2 separate regions of the Homo sapiens genome follow, and region 1 is linked to region 2. Evidence: read pairs that join two places in POLR2A ChIA-PET (ENCODE). Cell type or tissue: PC-9. All regions are shown on one strand.

Evidence for each region. ChIA-PET counts read pairs that join two places held together with the same protein. Peaks named below come from ENCODE experiments on the same cell type or tissue, not always from the same donor. Only the 100,000 strongest peaks of a DNase experiment are listed, where the experiment ranks them.
Region 1: POLR2A ChIA-PET joins it to region 2 with 5 read pairs; 1 of 35 experiments calls an interaction of 5 or more read pairs at or near these places.

The regions. Positions count from the first base shown.
Region 1 is chr1:61,962,828-61,970,827 of GRCh38, reverse strand. All of the region lies in intron 27 of PATJ (PATJ crumbs cell polarity complex component), which reads right to left. Among named protein-coding and RNA genes, the nearest start is that of MIR3116-1, 110 kb to the left of the region's middle. In PC-9, no CTCF peak of the experiment used is centred here; no DNase peak of the experiment used is centred here; H3K27ac peaks cover 1,015 bases.
Region 2 is chr1:61,476,835-61,484,834 of GRCh38, reverse strand. No RefSeq gene overlaps it. Among named protein-coding and RNA genes, the nearest start is that of NFIA-AS1, 230 kb to the right of the region's middle. RefSeq lists enhancers at 2,535-3,734, 7,017-7,531. In PC-9, no CTCF peak of the experiment used is centred here; a DNase peak (open chromatin) is centred at 3,284; H3K27ac peaks cover 3,284 bases.

The sequences.
Region 1 (8,000 bases), 490 kb before region 2:
TCAAAATTTCTGGATTAAAAGTTAACCTCTTGAGTGGCCAGGTGTGGTGGCTCACACCTATAATCCCAGAGCTTTGGGAGGCCAAAGCAGGCGTTAGTGTGAGGTTAGGAGTTTGAGACCAGCCTGGGCAATAGATGAAGAGGTCATCTTTACAAAAAATTTTTAAAAATTAGCCAGGCTTGTGGCACATGCCTGCAATCCTAGCTACTTGGGAGGCAGAGGTGGGAGGATCACTTGAGCCCAGGCATTTGAGGCTGCAGTGAGCTGTCATCGCACCACTGCACTCCAGCCTGGGAAGAATAGAAGAGCACAAAGGATTTTCATGGCAGTAAAACTGCTCTGTATAATACTGTGTGGTAAGATACATGTCATTATAATTTGTCAAAATGTACAGAACATATACCAAGAGTGAATTCTAATGCAAATTATGGACTCTCGGTGATAATGACGTGTCAATGTAGGTTTGTCGAATATAACAGATGTACTCAGGTGCAGGATATTGATAGTGGGAGAGGTTGCCCGTGTGTCGGTGGGGGAGGTATTGGGAACTCTACTTTCTGCTTATTTTTTCATTGAACCTAATACTGCTCTAAAAATTAAAGTCAAATAAAGAGAGAAAAAATGTCTATTACTCCAAACTATAAAATTTGTAGAAGAAAAAATAGATGACAAGCTTCATAACTTTGGATTTGGCAATGGTTTCTTGGATATGATACCAAGAGCACAGATTACAAAAAACAAAAAACAAAAAAAAAAATACAAAAAACCAAATAGACAAATGGTACACATCAAAATTTCACAACTTAAAACATTTGTTCAAAGTACACAATCAAGGGCCGGGCACGGTGGCTCATGTCTGTAATCCCAGCACTTTGGGAGGCCGAGGCGGGCGGATCACTTGAGGTCAGGAGTTCGAGACCAGTCCGGCCAACATGGTGAAACCCCATCTCTACTAAAAATACCAAAATTAGCCAGGTGTGGTGGCATGCACCTCTAGTCCCAGCTACTCAGGCGGCTGAGGCACGAGAATCACTTGAACCCAGGAGGTGGAGGTTGCAATGAGCTGAGATCACACCACTGCACTCCAGCCTGAGCGACAGAGGGAGGCTGTGTCTCAAACAAACAAAACAAAGTACACAATCAAAACAGTAAAATGGCAACCCACAGAATGGGAGAATATATTTGCAAATTATTTATCTGATAAGGGTATATAATATCTAGAATATATAAAGAACTCCTAAAACAACCAAATATAAATCAAATAATCTGATTTAAAAACGGGCAAAGGACATAAACAGACATTTCTCCAAACATGGTATACAAATAGCCAATAAGCATGTGAAAAGAAGCTTCATCAACGAGAAAAATGCAAATCAAAATCACAATGAGGTATCACCTCACTCCCACTAGTGTAGCTACTACCAAAAAACCAGCAAATAATAAGTGTAGACAAGGATTTGAAAAAACTGGAACGTTTATGCATCGTTGGTAGGATTGTAAAATGGTATATAACCCCTATGGAAGAGTATGGACATACCTTAAAAAAATTAGAAATATCATATGATCCAGTAATTCTACTTCTGGGTATATCTCTAAAATAATTGAAAGCAAAGTCTTGAAGAAATATTTGCACACTCATGTTCATAGCAGCACTATTCACAATAGTCAAGAGGTGGAAGCAACTCAAAGGTCAACCATCAGATGAATAGAAAAAAACACAAAGTGGTCTACACAGACAATGGAATACTACGCAGCCTTCAAAAGGAAGAAAACCCTGTCACATACTACAACATGAATGAACTTTGAGAAAATTATGCTATGTGAAATAAGGCAGTCACAAAAAGTCACAATGCAATATGATTCCACTTACACAAAACATCTAAAGTAGTCAAATTCATAGAAACAGAAACTGTAATGGTGGTTGCCAGGTACTAGGGATGGGGGAAAAGGAGTTCTTATAAAACTTTTTTTTAAAAGCAGGAAGTTATTTTTTAATAGGTATAGAATTTCAGTTTGGGCATTGCATGTTCTCACTCATAGGTGGGAATTGAACAATGAGAACACTTGGACACAGGGTGGGGAACATCACACACGGGGGCCTGTCGTGGGGTGGTGGGAGCGGGGAGGGATAGCATTAGGAGACATACCTAATGTAAGTGACAAGTTAACGGGTGCAGCACACCAACATGGCACACGTATACACATGTAACAAACCTGCACGTTGTGCACATGTACCCTAGAACTTAAAGTATAATAATAATTAAAAAAATACATTAAAAAAAGAATTTCAGTTTGGGAAGATAAAGTTTTGGAGAACTAGTTTACAACAATCTAAATATATTTAACACTACTAAACTGTACACTTAAAATGGTTAAGATGATAAATTTTATATATTTTTTACCGTAATAAAATAAACAACATAAGAGTCTATTTTTTAAAATAAGTCGACCCTTGAAAAGGTATTTACGGCTAACGTTGTGATCAAGCTCTGCATTTGCCGAAACAACTGAGAGTGAAGGAGACCCCATGTGTATTCTAAAGAAAAGCCACCGAATGAAAGAAAGCATCTATCCCATACACCTAAAGAAACTGACAAAAAAAAGATTAAGTCCTGAAAAACTGGTAGCTAAGATGAGTTTAATAAAGATGCAGAAAAGCTACCAAAGGCTGTCAAAATAAGCTGACAACACCTGTCATTCACACCCTTCCCACAGAGTCATAGATACTTGTTTTCTCTCCGGTGTTGGTATTTTTGCATGGTTTAATGCTTTACTCCTTGGGCTTTCATATCTTCTTGGATTTTTTTTTCAGGCAGGGCTGAGATGATGACATCGAAAAGGAATTATATCAGACATTGCAGCCAGTCTGTTTTCATTTTTGTCTCATCTTTAGACTCTGAAAGCAGCTGATAGTCAGGTCCTGGACAGGATCTTGCAAATCAGTGAACAATTGCTTTTCTCACAAGATAAAAGATAAACGAGAGGGAAAGGAATTGAGATAAAAAGCAAGCAAAACAGAAAGGCAAAAGCAACAGCAGAGGAGGAAATCAAGCAAGGAAACAAATATTTAAGATTAATCCAAAATCTCTTATGGGCAATTCTAAACCCAAATTTCTAATAACAAATGTTGCCTTTTGAGTGACGGTTACCTTTAAATAAATCATCTCATTTAATACTGCAACAGTCCTTTCTAAAAACAAGAAACAGTGAAGCTGAGAAGGATTAAATGAACTGCTCAAGAACAGCAGCTTGGGAGAGAATCAATATTTTAACATAAATCACTGTCTCTTTTACAAATTATAAATCACACACATTTCCTTAAAAGGTAAGATGAAACTGTACTTAGCACTCTTATCTTTTTTTCTAACATCTAATCAAGTCAATCTTATGAAAAGCAGACATTGAATGCTTCTGAAAGGTATCTTTCCTTGAATAGAAAGTTCAACTCTTAGAGATAGTTTAAGGTTAAATTAGTAAAACTATAGTTTAACTATCAAAAGCAAGTTTAGAAAATTCAAGATTTTAGGAATAAAAAGGCAGTTCTTAGTATATCTAAATAAAAATAAAATGGCTAATAGTAAGCATTTAGTTAACTGACTAATGCTTGATTTGCAAGTATTAATCTTACAAAGAATGAGAAACTGAATATTTTTAATCCTCTCCATGCAATTCAACTCTGCAATAGAATTCTATTGTCAGAGGTGTTTGAACCAGAGCAACTCCATCTTAAATAGGAGCTGGGTAAAATAAGGCTGAAACCTACTGAGCTGCATTCCCAGATGTTGAAGGCATTCTAAGTCACAGGATGAGACAGGTCAGCACAAGATACAGGTCATAAAGATCTTGCTGATACAACAGCTTGCAGTAAAGAAGCCGGCCAAAACCCGCCAGAACCAAGATGGCCACGAGAGTGACCTCTGGTTGTCCTCACTGCTACACTCCCACCAGCGCCATGACAGTTTACAAATGCCACGGTAACATCAGGAAGTTACCCTATATGGTCTAAAAAGGGAAGGCATCCACCTCTTGTTTAGCATATAATCAAGAAATAACCATAAAAATGGGCAACCAGCTGCTCTATGGAGTAGCCATTCTTTATTCCTTTACTTTCCTAATAAACTTGCTTTTTTTTTTTTTTTTTGAGATGAAGTCTCGCTCTTGTCGCCCAGGCTGGAGTGCAATGATGCAATCTCGACTCACTGCAACCTCTGCCTCCCAGGTTTAAGCAATTCTCCTGCCTCAGCCTCCTGAGTAGCTGGGGTTACAGGGGCCCACCACCATGCCAGGCTAATTTTTGTATTTTTGGTAGAGATGGAGTTTCACCACATTGGCCAGGCTGGTCTTGAACTCCTGACTTCAGGTGACCCACCCGGGTTGGCCACCCAAAGTGCTGGGATTACAGGTGTGAGACACCGCATTTGGCCTAATTTGCTTTCACTTTACTCTATGGACTCGCCTTGGCGCGAGATCCAAGAACCCTCCCTTGGGGTCTGGATCCTAACCCCTTTCCAGTAACACTATGACCCTAACAGATTACCATTCAAAAATAAAGACAAGGAGGCACTGGCAGGAGAAAATCCAAGCTACCTGGTACAAAGCACCCAAAGTCTACTTCAACATAAATAATAGACCAGGTGCGGTGGCTCACGCCTGTAATCCCAGCACTTTGGGAGGCCAAGGTGGGTGGATCACAAGGTCAGGAGTTCGAGAACAGCCTGGCCAACATGGTAAAACCTCATCTCAACTAAAAATACAAAAATTAGCCGGGCATGGTGGCATGTGCCTATAGTCCCAGCTATGTGGGAAGCTGAGGCAAGAGAATCCCTTGAACATGGGAGGCGGAAGTTGTGGTGAGCCAAGATCGTGCCATTGCACTCCAGCCTGGGAGACAGAGCGAGGCTCCACCTCAAAAATAAATAAATAAAAATAACATAAATAATAACAGCTTCCTGAATAAATTCCTAGGTGAGTGTTCCTGTGGAACCTGGATCATCCTATTTCACTCTCTCAAACTCTCCTAGTACAAATCTCTCCTACTGTGGCCAAAGCACTGCCTCCTCGGTTAAAACGGGCAATAAAACCTAGTGACTAAGAGTGTGGGCTCTAGAGTCAGAATGTGAGTTCAAATCCTACTTTTGCCACTCGCATTTGGGTGCTATGCCTTCTCTGTACTTCTCAATTTCTCCCGTCACTGGTTAACTCTGTCCCTTGTCAACTGAACTACTTAGCCTCCTGCTACCCACTTCCCCTCGTGGGATCAAATAATAAAAATTAAAAAGGTTCCACTGGTTGACAACGTTAGTGAGAGTGAGAGTTAGAGAACCATTTTGTTCACTAAATGGTTAGGTAACTTTGGGCTCAGAGGTATCAAAAACAAGTACAGATGAAGGTAGAAGATATTAAAGATAATAATTACTGTATTCAAATGCAAATAACATCTACTGACCCTAATTACCATATTCAAATGAAAATAACTCTACTGAGTTTTAGGCACAGTACAGGCTTTTTCATGTTTTTTTCATTGAATCCTGAAACTAATTTTTGAGGTAGGCATTAGCCATGTGTCCTTAAGATGAATAAACTGAAACTCAGAAAGTTTAAATGGCTTGATTGAAAAGGTACAACTAGAAAATAATAAAGCTTCAATCTCTACACATGAAGGCTCCTTTTTTTTTTTTTTTTTTTTTTTTTTTTTTTTTTTTTTTTGAGACAGAGTCTCCTTCAGTGGCCCAGGCTAGAATACAGTGGTGCACTCTCAGCTCAGCTCACGTCACTGCAGCCTCCACCTTTCGGGTTCAAGCAATTCTCTCACCTCAGCCTCCCGAGCAGCTGGCGCTACAGGCACACACCACCACGCCCGGCTAATTTTTGTATTTTTAGTAGAGATGGGGTTTCACCATGTTGGCTAGTCTGGTCTCAAACTCCTGACCCCATGTGTTCTGCCTGCCTCAGCCTCCCAAAGTGCTGGGATTACAGGCATCGGCCACCACGGTCGGCCAGCAGGATTTAAATACCTTTTTTATTTCTTTTTCTTTTTTAAGAGTTGAGGCCTTGCTCTGTTGCCCAGGCTAGACTGCAGTGGCACGATCTTGGCTCACCGCAGCCTCAATTTCTGAGCTCAAGTGAACCTCTTGCCTCAGCCTCCCCAGTAGTTAGGACTACAAATGTGCCACACCACGCCCAGTTAATTTTTGTATTTTTGGTAGAGATGGGGTTTCACCATGTTGCCCAGGCTGGTCTTGAACTCCTGGCCTCAAGCAATCCTCCCATCATAGCCTCCCAAAGCTCTGGGATTACAGGCGTGAGCCACTGCACCCAGCCTTAAATATCTTTTCTATGTGTCATGGAAATCTTTTCTGGAAGCTTTAATCTGCTAATCTATATATATAGTTAACTGGCTATTTTAAGAATAGTCGAGAACACATAAGAAATTATACTGCTTTTTAGGCCAGGTGCAGTGGTTCACGCCTCTAATCCCAGCACTTTGGGAGGCTGAGGTGGGAGGTTTACCTGAGGTCAGGAGTTTGAGACCAGCCTTGCCAACATGGTGAAACCCTGTCTCTACTAAAAATACAAAGATTAACTGGGCATGGTGGTGCACGCCTGTAATCCCAGCTACTTGGGAGGCTGAGGCAGGAGAATGACTTGAATCTGGGAGGCAGACGATACAATGAGCTGAGATCATGCCACTGTACTCCAGCCTTGGTAACAGAGAAAGGAAGGAAGGAAGGAAGGGAGGGAGGGAGGGAAGAAGGAAGGAAGGAAATTATAATGCTTTTTAATACAACTTAGTGTGAACTAAAACTGTGACAAAACAGTTATTACCTCTAGAACTCATTATATTAGAATAAATAACATTCAACTAAAGCTTTTAAAATAGTTCCAAGAGAATCAAAATACTATATAGGCCAAAATTTCCACTCCCTTCTGATTTGGATAGGTAAGTATAAGCAAGCAACTAAACAAATTGTAAAAAGGGATAATGTGTGCTGCTGCTTTTTATTCTATACAATTAACCCTCAGCAATCCAAGTTTAAACTGTGTGGGTTCATGTATATGCAAAATTTCTTCCATCTCTGCCACCCCTGAGACAGCAAGACCAACCCTGCCTCTTCCTCCTCCTCAGCCTACTCAACATAAGGATGAGGATGAAGACCTTTATGATGATCCACTTCCACTTAATGAATAGTAAATATATTTTTTCCTCCTGATGGTTTACTTTTTTTTCTTTTGAGACAGAGTCTCACTCTGTCTCCCAGGCTGGAGTGCAGTGGCGCAATCTCAGCTCACTGCAACCTCTGCCTCCTGGGTTCTAGTGATTCTCCTGCCTTAGCCTCCTGAGTAACTAGGACTACAGATGTGCAACACCACGCCCAGCTAATTTTTTGTATTTTTAGTAGAGACAGGGTTTCAACATGCTGGCCAGGCTGGTCTCAAACTCCTGACCTCAAGCAATCTACCTGCCTTGGCCTCCCAAAATGCTGGGATTACAGGTGTGAGCCACCACGCCCAGGCTGGTTTCCTTAATATTTTCTTTTCTCTAGCTTACTTTATTGTAAGAATATATATAACACATATACAAAATACGTGCCTAACTGATTGGTTGTGTTATTGGTAAAGCCAAGAGTAGGCTATTAGTAAAGTTTTGGGAGATTTAAAAGTTATATGCTGATCTTTAACCTACCAGTGGAAATCCTGCTAATTTGTCCTTTGATATCCATTCTACCTTTTCTCTTGAATAATAGACTGCGTATTTTTTAGCTGGGCATATGTCTGTACAGAAGAAAAAGAACATTTCTCAGCCTCCTTTATAACTATTTGTGTAACTAAACTCTGGACAATGGAATACAACTTAAAGAATTATGTGCTATTTTCCAGAAATATCCTTAAAAGGAGGAAGGTTGCCCTTTCTCTTTTCTCCTTTCCTTTCTGGCGGCTGGGCTGGCATGCCGCCTTGATAGCTGCAGCTAGTATCTTCTTGACATTTTGAGGTGACATGG
Region 2 (8,000 bases):
CAGAGAAACTGACAGCACCTGCACCCCCAACACTGCAGAGAAACCAACTGCAATCTACACCCCCAGCACTTCAGAGAAACTGACAGCACCTGCACCCCCAACACTGCAGAGAAACCAACTGCAATCTACACCCCCAGCACTGCAGAGAAACTGACTGCTCCTGCACCCCCAGAGCTACAGAGAAACCGACTGCAATCTACACCCCCAGCACTGCAGAGAAACTGACAGCGCCTGTACCCTCAGCACTGCAGAGAAACCGACTGCTCCTGCACCCCCAGAGCTGCAGAGAAACCAAATGCAATCTGCACCCCCAGCACTGCAGAGAAACCGGCTGCGCCTGCACCCCCAGCACTGCAGAGAAACTGACAGTGCCTGTACCCTCAGCATTGCAGAGAAACCAACTGCACCTGCAGCCCCAGCACTGCAGAGAAACCGACTGTGCCTGCACCCCCAGCATGTTAGAGAAACAAACCGCAATCTACACCCCCAGCACTGCAGAGAAACCAACTACTCCTGCACCCCCAGAGCTGCAGAGAAACCAAATGCAATCTACACCCCCAGCACTGCAGAGAAACCGACTGCTCCTGCACCCCCAGAGCTGCAGAGAAACCAAATGCAGTCTGCACCCCCAGCACTGCAGAGAAACCTGCTGCGCCTGCACCCCTAGCACTGCAGAGAAACTGACAGTGCCCGTACCCTCAGCATTGCAAAGAAACCAACTGCACCTGCAGCCCCAGCACTGCAGAGAAACCGACTGCTCCTGCACCCCAGCATTGCAGATAAACCGACTGTGTCTGCACCCTCAATATTGCAGAGAAAGCGACTGCCTCCACCCTTGGTTACTGCGGCAGATGCCTCCCTCCTCCTGCCCAGGGCTCCCTTTCCCCTGGGTTCTCCTTCCCATCCCTGCCCCAGCCTCAGGGCTTTTCCTCTATTAAGTGACCTCTCTTTCTCTAAGCTCTCTTCCACTACATATAAAAATGCTTGGCACTTGCATATTAAAAGAAAAGAAAAGTTCTGGACCTACAGGTTGGATTGCACCCATTCCTTCCTCCCAAAGTTCATATACTAAATCCCTAAACCCTAGTACCTCAGAATGTGACTGAATTTGAAGATAGGGTCTTTTAAACAAGGTGACTGAGTTAAAATAAGTCTATTAGGTGGGCCCAACTTCAATTTAGATGACGTCTTTATGAGAGGAAGAATTTGGGCACACAGAAAGAAAGCAAGGATGTGGATGCACAGAGGAAAGCTTGATGAAGATGTAGCGAGAAGGTGGCCATCCACAGGCTATGGAGAGAGACTGCAGAGGAAACCAAACCTGCCAACACGTTGATCTTGGACTTCCAGCCTCCAGAGCTGTGAGAAAATACATTTCTGTTGTTTAAGCCACCTAGTGTGTGGTATTTTCCTATGGCAGCCCTAGCAAACTAATACAACATCCTAACAGCCACTTCGATGACAGCCCCCATACAACCAAACATCTTGAACACGTTTGCTCTCACGTGCTTCATTCCTTTGCCCCTTCTCACTCAACAGCCCAATGCAGTCAGGCTTCTACCCCCTTTTTGGGAGACAGCTCCCACCCAGGTCACCAGCAGCCTCCACAGTAGTTACTCAGTGAACATCATGCCCAACATAGGTAAACACTGAATTCATGAAGAAGTAGTTGCTGTTGCTGTTACCGTTGTTTAAAAGGGGCCAGCTCAGTCAGCCAAATTAGGGTACAAGATAAGAAAGTAACCCAGGGGGTTGGTGGGGAAGTAGGGATGGTTAATAGGTACCGAAAAAATGAAAGAATGAATAAGACCTAGTATTTGATAGCACAATGGGGGGCTAAAGTCAGTAATAATTTAACTGGACATTTAAAAGTAATTAAAACAAGACAGTTGGATTGTTTGTAACACAAAGGATAAATGCTTGAGGAGATGGATACCCCATTCTCCATGATGTGATTATTACACGTTGCATGCCTGTATCAAAACATCTCAGGTACCCCAGGAATATGTACACCTACTATGTACCCACAAAAATGAACATTTTTAAAAATCTGTATTATTCTTTCCAGAAAGTGTGTTGGTATTTTTCAGTGTATACATAGCATAGGCATACACATTTGAGACTTATTTAGAAAATAGGATAGGCATGCACATTATATAGATTATTTGTAAAATACAGTGTGATACTGAAGCAGTCCTCACGGGGTTAACAAGCATTTTGGACAGGAATAGAATTATAATGAAGCATGAATCAGGCTGTGCTTTGGCTCAGTTCCTTGTAATGGAAAGTCGTGTAGCACTAGACACCGACCATTTGCATCCTCATTGTTCTTATAGGTAGGCTCTCCAATGTTATAATCATAAAGCTTTTAAGAATTGCTTAGGTTGTTTTTCAGATTCTGAATTCCAGCAGAACAGCTGAGGACAACCAGTCTGAAAACCCCCACGGTGGAACCAAATCAGCATGAGAATGCAATTTCTTCAACTCCCTGTCCCATGACTTCACCCTGCACCGTTTGACCAGTCGACGATCTCCACACTTCAGCCCACTCCAAAACCTTTAAAATCCCTAGCCCCAAACTCCTTGGAATGATACATGTGAGGTTTCCTCCCATCTCCTTGTTCAGCAGCCCCAGGATGAAACCTCTTTCTCTGCTGCAACCCAGTGTCTCAGCATATTGACTTGCTGCACATGGGGCGATGAACCTATTACAGTTACAATATCTTGGTCAATTTCCTCCCGGTCTTTTTTTCCCCTATGCTGAGGTTGTCTTCATGCTATAGTCTGCAGCGTATTCTCTGTACAATTATTTGGCACCCACCTTTCTTTCATTTTAGGAAACATTATAACCATTCCTCCTCCAGCTATATTCAGGCTATTTAAAAGCAGCATGTAGCTCACTGATCTTCCTGATTCTCCTTTCAGGTTAGGACCTCAGTTTCTGGTAGAGCCTTGGCCTCTATGAGGATCAAGACCAGTCAGTCAACAAGCACCCCCTGGACTATAAACCTTGTGCCCACCACACTCTTCCTCCCCCGACCTTCTACTCACTGCCCCACCTGCAGATGCATATTATGGTGAATTACTTTGATTTTTTATTTGCCAGGTGTGGCAATTGAGGGATTCCAAGGAATTGGCAAAGAAGTGAAATGCCATTCAGAAAGCAAGGTGAGTCAGGAACAGCTCTTGCAGCAAGCACCTGGCATGCACACGAGCTTTGAATATAGTGATGTTCCTTTCATCTGCTGGGTGGTTTCTCCCCTCTCAAAGGAGAGACTCTGAATGACCTTTCACAGACCCAGGGAGAGGTGGCTGGAGGAATTTGAAAGCAGATTTATGGACTCAAGACACAGAGATTCCCTGACTTGCTTGAGCAAAGTAGATGCAGCTTTGATGACAAAAGAGGAAGGAATTTGGATCCTATTTTAGGGTGTGGGTTGTTCCCATCATAGCCCCACGGGCACACAGTGCCAGGGTGGAGGTGGTAGGACGTGGAGGGACTTTCCTAACCAATCCTTCAACCACACTATACTTCCTGAGAACCACATGTCAGACCCTGAAAGGAGGAGAATGGTCTTGGACCCAAGAACACCAACCTGCTCTTCTCTGGAGGCTCTCTGTTCTCAATGTCCACTCCTGCCTCTGTAGCTTCGAGGTGGCTCCTTGGAAGCCCATCTCTCCCTTTTCCAGTACATTCTGTCCTCCTTTCCAGGCTCACTTGCTTTTCCAGCATGTCTGTTACCTGACTAAATCCGTGCTTGGCTTCCTGCTGCTTGACAAAATCACCAGGAGTTCAATAATCATGTTGATGGAGTTGTTTTTTTTTTTATTTCATTTGTTTTTCTTGGCCTCCAAAACAAGGATCCAGAAACAGTCCCTGCTTTAAGTCTAGAAAGACAGTATACAAAAAGAAAATTCATAGGGAGAGTGCAACCATAGAGGAAAGCACAGAGTGCCACAGGAATTCAAGATCCCCTGAAGACAGTTTTTAAACCCAACCAGTGGGCCAGATTCCCAAGCTTACATATATATATATTTTTTTTCCTTGCACTTCAGATGTTTAACAACAAACTCACTGCTTGACTTCAATGTCTCACATGCATCTGTGGCTTAAAATGTCTAAAGTTCAGCTCTTAATCTCCCACACACACTATCCCACACACAGGCAGTAACACTCAAGCCCTTGTCACTTGTCCTGGCTCTGCAACTCCCAACCCCTGGGGTGGCTGCTCCAAAATCCGCATCGGGTGCTTCTACTATGTTCTCAGTTTCTACTCTTTCTAGAACCTCACGATTTCTCTTCCTTGCAAGCTCAGCCACACAATTAAGTTTTACAAATTGTATTAAAAGTAATGGCAAAAACCGCAATTACTTTTGCACCAACCTAATACATTGTTCAGAATGTCTAATTATAAAAAGCATGTGAATTTCAGGGTAGCCTAGTCTGCCTTAAATGCCTTTATTATATTAATATTTTAAAAGTGTGAAATATAACACATATATAGATAGGTGCACACAATAAAATTCTAAAGCCAATGATTTATCACATGCAAACATTCTCCTTTATCCTGTCAATATGGTGAATTACTTTGATTTTTGAGTGCTAAATTACATTTGTATTATGGGAATAAAACCATCCTAGTTGTGTTGTATGCCCATTTACTATAAAGCTGGATATCTTTCTTTTCCTTTTTTTTTTTTTGAGAAGAGTCTTGCTCTGTTGCCCAGGCTGGAGTGCAATGGCACGCACTGCAACCTCTGCCTCCCAGACTCAAGCAATTCTCTTGCCTCAGCCTCCCAAGGAGCTAGAACTACAGGTGCCCACTACCACACCCAGGTAATTTTTTTGTATTTTAGTAGAAATGAGGTTTCACTATCTTGCCCAGGGTGTTCACAAACTCCTGAGCTCAGGCAATCCACCAGCCTCAGCCTCCCAAAGTGCTAGGATTACAGGTGTGAGCCACAGCACCTGACCAAGCTGGATTTCGTGTTAACATTTTGCTTAGGAGTTTTGCATCTATGTTCGTGCATGAGATTAGCCTATAATTTTTCTTTCCTGTAATGTCCTTTTCAGGTTTTGGTATCCAGGTAAAATAGAGAGGTTTTTCTTTCTTATTCTCTATAGAGTTATGAACTATTAGCATTGTTTCTTTCTTTAGTGTTTGGTCATTGTCACTGTTGAAGATATTAGGACCTAGAGTTTTCTAGGTGGAAAAGTTTTTGATTTTTTTTTTCATGGTAATAGGATGGTTCAGACTTTTAATTTAATCTAGTGTCAGGCTTCTAAAAAAATTGTCCATTTGATCAATATTTTTTAGTTTATTGCGGTAAGACTAGTTCATAAGCTTTTTTTAACTGTTATTTGTAATGCTACCACATCTATAGCACATCCCTCTATTTCATTTCTGGCATTGCTTATTTGTGCATTTAAGTTGCTCTTTGACCAGTCATTCTCCTCAGGGAATATTCCATTTTATTGTTTGTTTTAAAGTACCAACTTATGGCTGGGCATGGTGGCTCAGTCTAGAATCCCAGCACTTTGGGAGGCTGAAGGGGTGTGAATCGCTTGAGCCCAAGAGTTTGAAACCAGCTTGGGCAACATGGTGAAACCCCATCTCTACAAATAATACCAAAAAAAAAAAATTAGCTGGGAGTGGTGGTGTGCACCTGGAGTCCTGGGCAACATGGTGAAACCCCATCTCTACAAATAATACAAAAAGAAAAAAAATTAGCTGGGTGTGGTGGTGTGCACCTAGAGTCCCAGCCACTCGGGAGGCTGAGGCCAGAGGATTACCTGAGTCTGGAAGGTCAAGTTGCAGTAAGCTGAGATTGCACCACTGCACTCCAGCCTGGGTGACAGAAGAGACTCTGTCTCAAAAAAAAAAAAAAAAAAAAAAAAAAAAAGGAACAATTCATGGCTTTCTTAATCTATATTGTGTATTTATGTTTTCTTTCATTATTTTTTTCTCTTTCTCTTTTCTCTCTACTTTTCTTGGGCATAATTTAGTGGTTTAAAAATTTTTTTTGAGTTGGATTCTTAATGCAATGATTTCATCCTTTCTTATTTGGTAGTACATTCATTCTTAACTATAACATGTTATTCAAGTTATGGTTTAACTATATCTCTTAAATTTTTAAACTAAAAAATTTACAAACAGTAAAAATTACTCTACTTCTTTGATAAAGTGTCTATTCAAATCTTTTGTTTATTTTTAATTGGGTTGTTTGTTTTTATTATTGTTCAGATTTGAGGGTTCTTTAGGTATCCTAGATACAAGTTCCTTGTTGTATACATGTTTTGAAAATTTTTTTTTCAGCCTGTGACTTGTCTTTTCCATCTCTTAACAGTGTCTTTTGACAAGAAAAATACTTTAGTTTTAATAAAGCCAATGTATCATCCTTGATGCTTTTGCTCTTATATCTCAGAAGCACAACCCAGGGTCACAAAGACTTTTTAGGATATTTGATTCTAGAAGTTTTATAATTTTAGGTTTTCTATTTAGTTCTATGGTCCATTTTGAATTAAATTTTGTACAAAGTATAAAGTAGAATAGAGGCTGTTCTCCTCTTTCTTCTTTTTGCATGTGATGTCCAATTTTCCAGCACCATTTGTTGAAAAGACAATTCTCCATTGAATTGCCTTTGCACCCCTTTCACAAATCAGTTGACTACACTTGTGTGGATCTATTTCTAGACTCTGCTCTATTCCATTGATCTATATATGTATTCTTTTGCCAATACTGCACCTTCTTGATTATTGTAGTTTTATAGTAAGACTTGAAATCAGATAGTGTGAGTGCTCCAACTTTGTTCCTTTCTTTCAAAAATCTTTTGGTTTTTCTAGTGCATTTTTAAAAATATTAATCTTGAAATCAGATTGTTGATATCTACAAAAAAATGCCCTGAGATATCTATTATGAACAACTTGACTCTACAGATCAATTTGTAGAGAATTGACATCTTAACAATATTGTCTTCCAATCCAAGAATATGGTGTATTTATCCACATTTTTAGGTCTTAGTTAATTTCTTTCATCATTGTTTTGGGTTTTCAGAATATACATACTAACCATATTTTATTAGATTTATACCTAAGCGTTTTTGTACTTGTAAATGGTACTTTAAAAATTAGATTCGAATTGTTCATTACCATTACATAGAAATATAATTGATTTTTGTATGTAAACCATGTTACTGTTATCGGTGGAGTGTTCGGGCCTTCCCCAATTCATATGCTGATGTCCTAACCCCCAGGGCAACGGTATTTGGCGATGGGGCCTTTTAGAGGTAATTAGGGTTAGAGGGAGTCTTGAGGATAAGGCCCTCATGATGGGATTAGTGACCTTACTAGAAGAGACGCCTGAAGGCTGCTGAACCAGTTAGCAATGTCCTCCCTTGTCTACGGGTTTCACTTTTCCCAGTTTTAGTTACTCATGGTCAACCACAGAATGAAAATATCAAATGAAAAAATCCAGAAATAAACAATTCATAAGTTTAACATTGTGTCTTGTTCTGAGTGGCATGATAGAATCTCAAGCCATCCTACATCACCCTGCTCAGGCTGTGAATTATCCCTTTGTCCAGCAGATCCACACAGTGGATGCTACCCACCCATTACTGTACAGGAAAAAACATAGTGTCTGTAGGGGTCGGTACTCTCCGTGGTCTCAGGCATCCACGGTGGGATGAGGGGTGTCTTGGAATCCATTCTCCATGGATAAGGGGGGACTACTGTATTACCTCTGTGATAGTTCATGTTTGTCAGCTTGACTGGATCACAGGATGCTCAGGTACCTGGTTAAACAGGATTCCTGGCTGTGTCTGTGGGGGTGTTTCCAGAAGAGAAACAGTTTACGTTTGAACTGTAAAGTTAGTAAAGCAGACGGCCCTCCCTAACGTGGGTGGATATGATCTGATCCATTGAGGGTCCGTTGAGGGTAGTATAATAGCATGAGGGCAGAGGAGGGGTGAATTAGCTATCTTCCTGACGGCTTGAACCG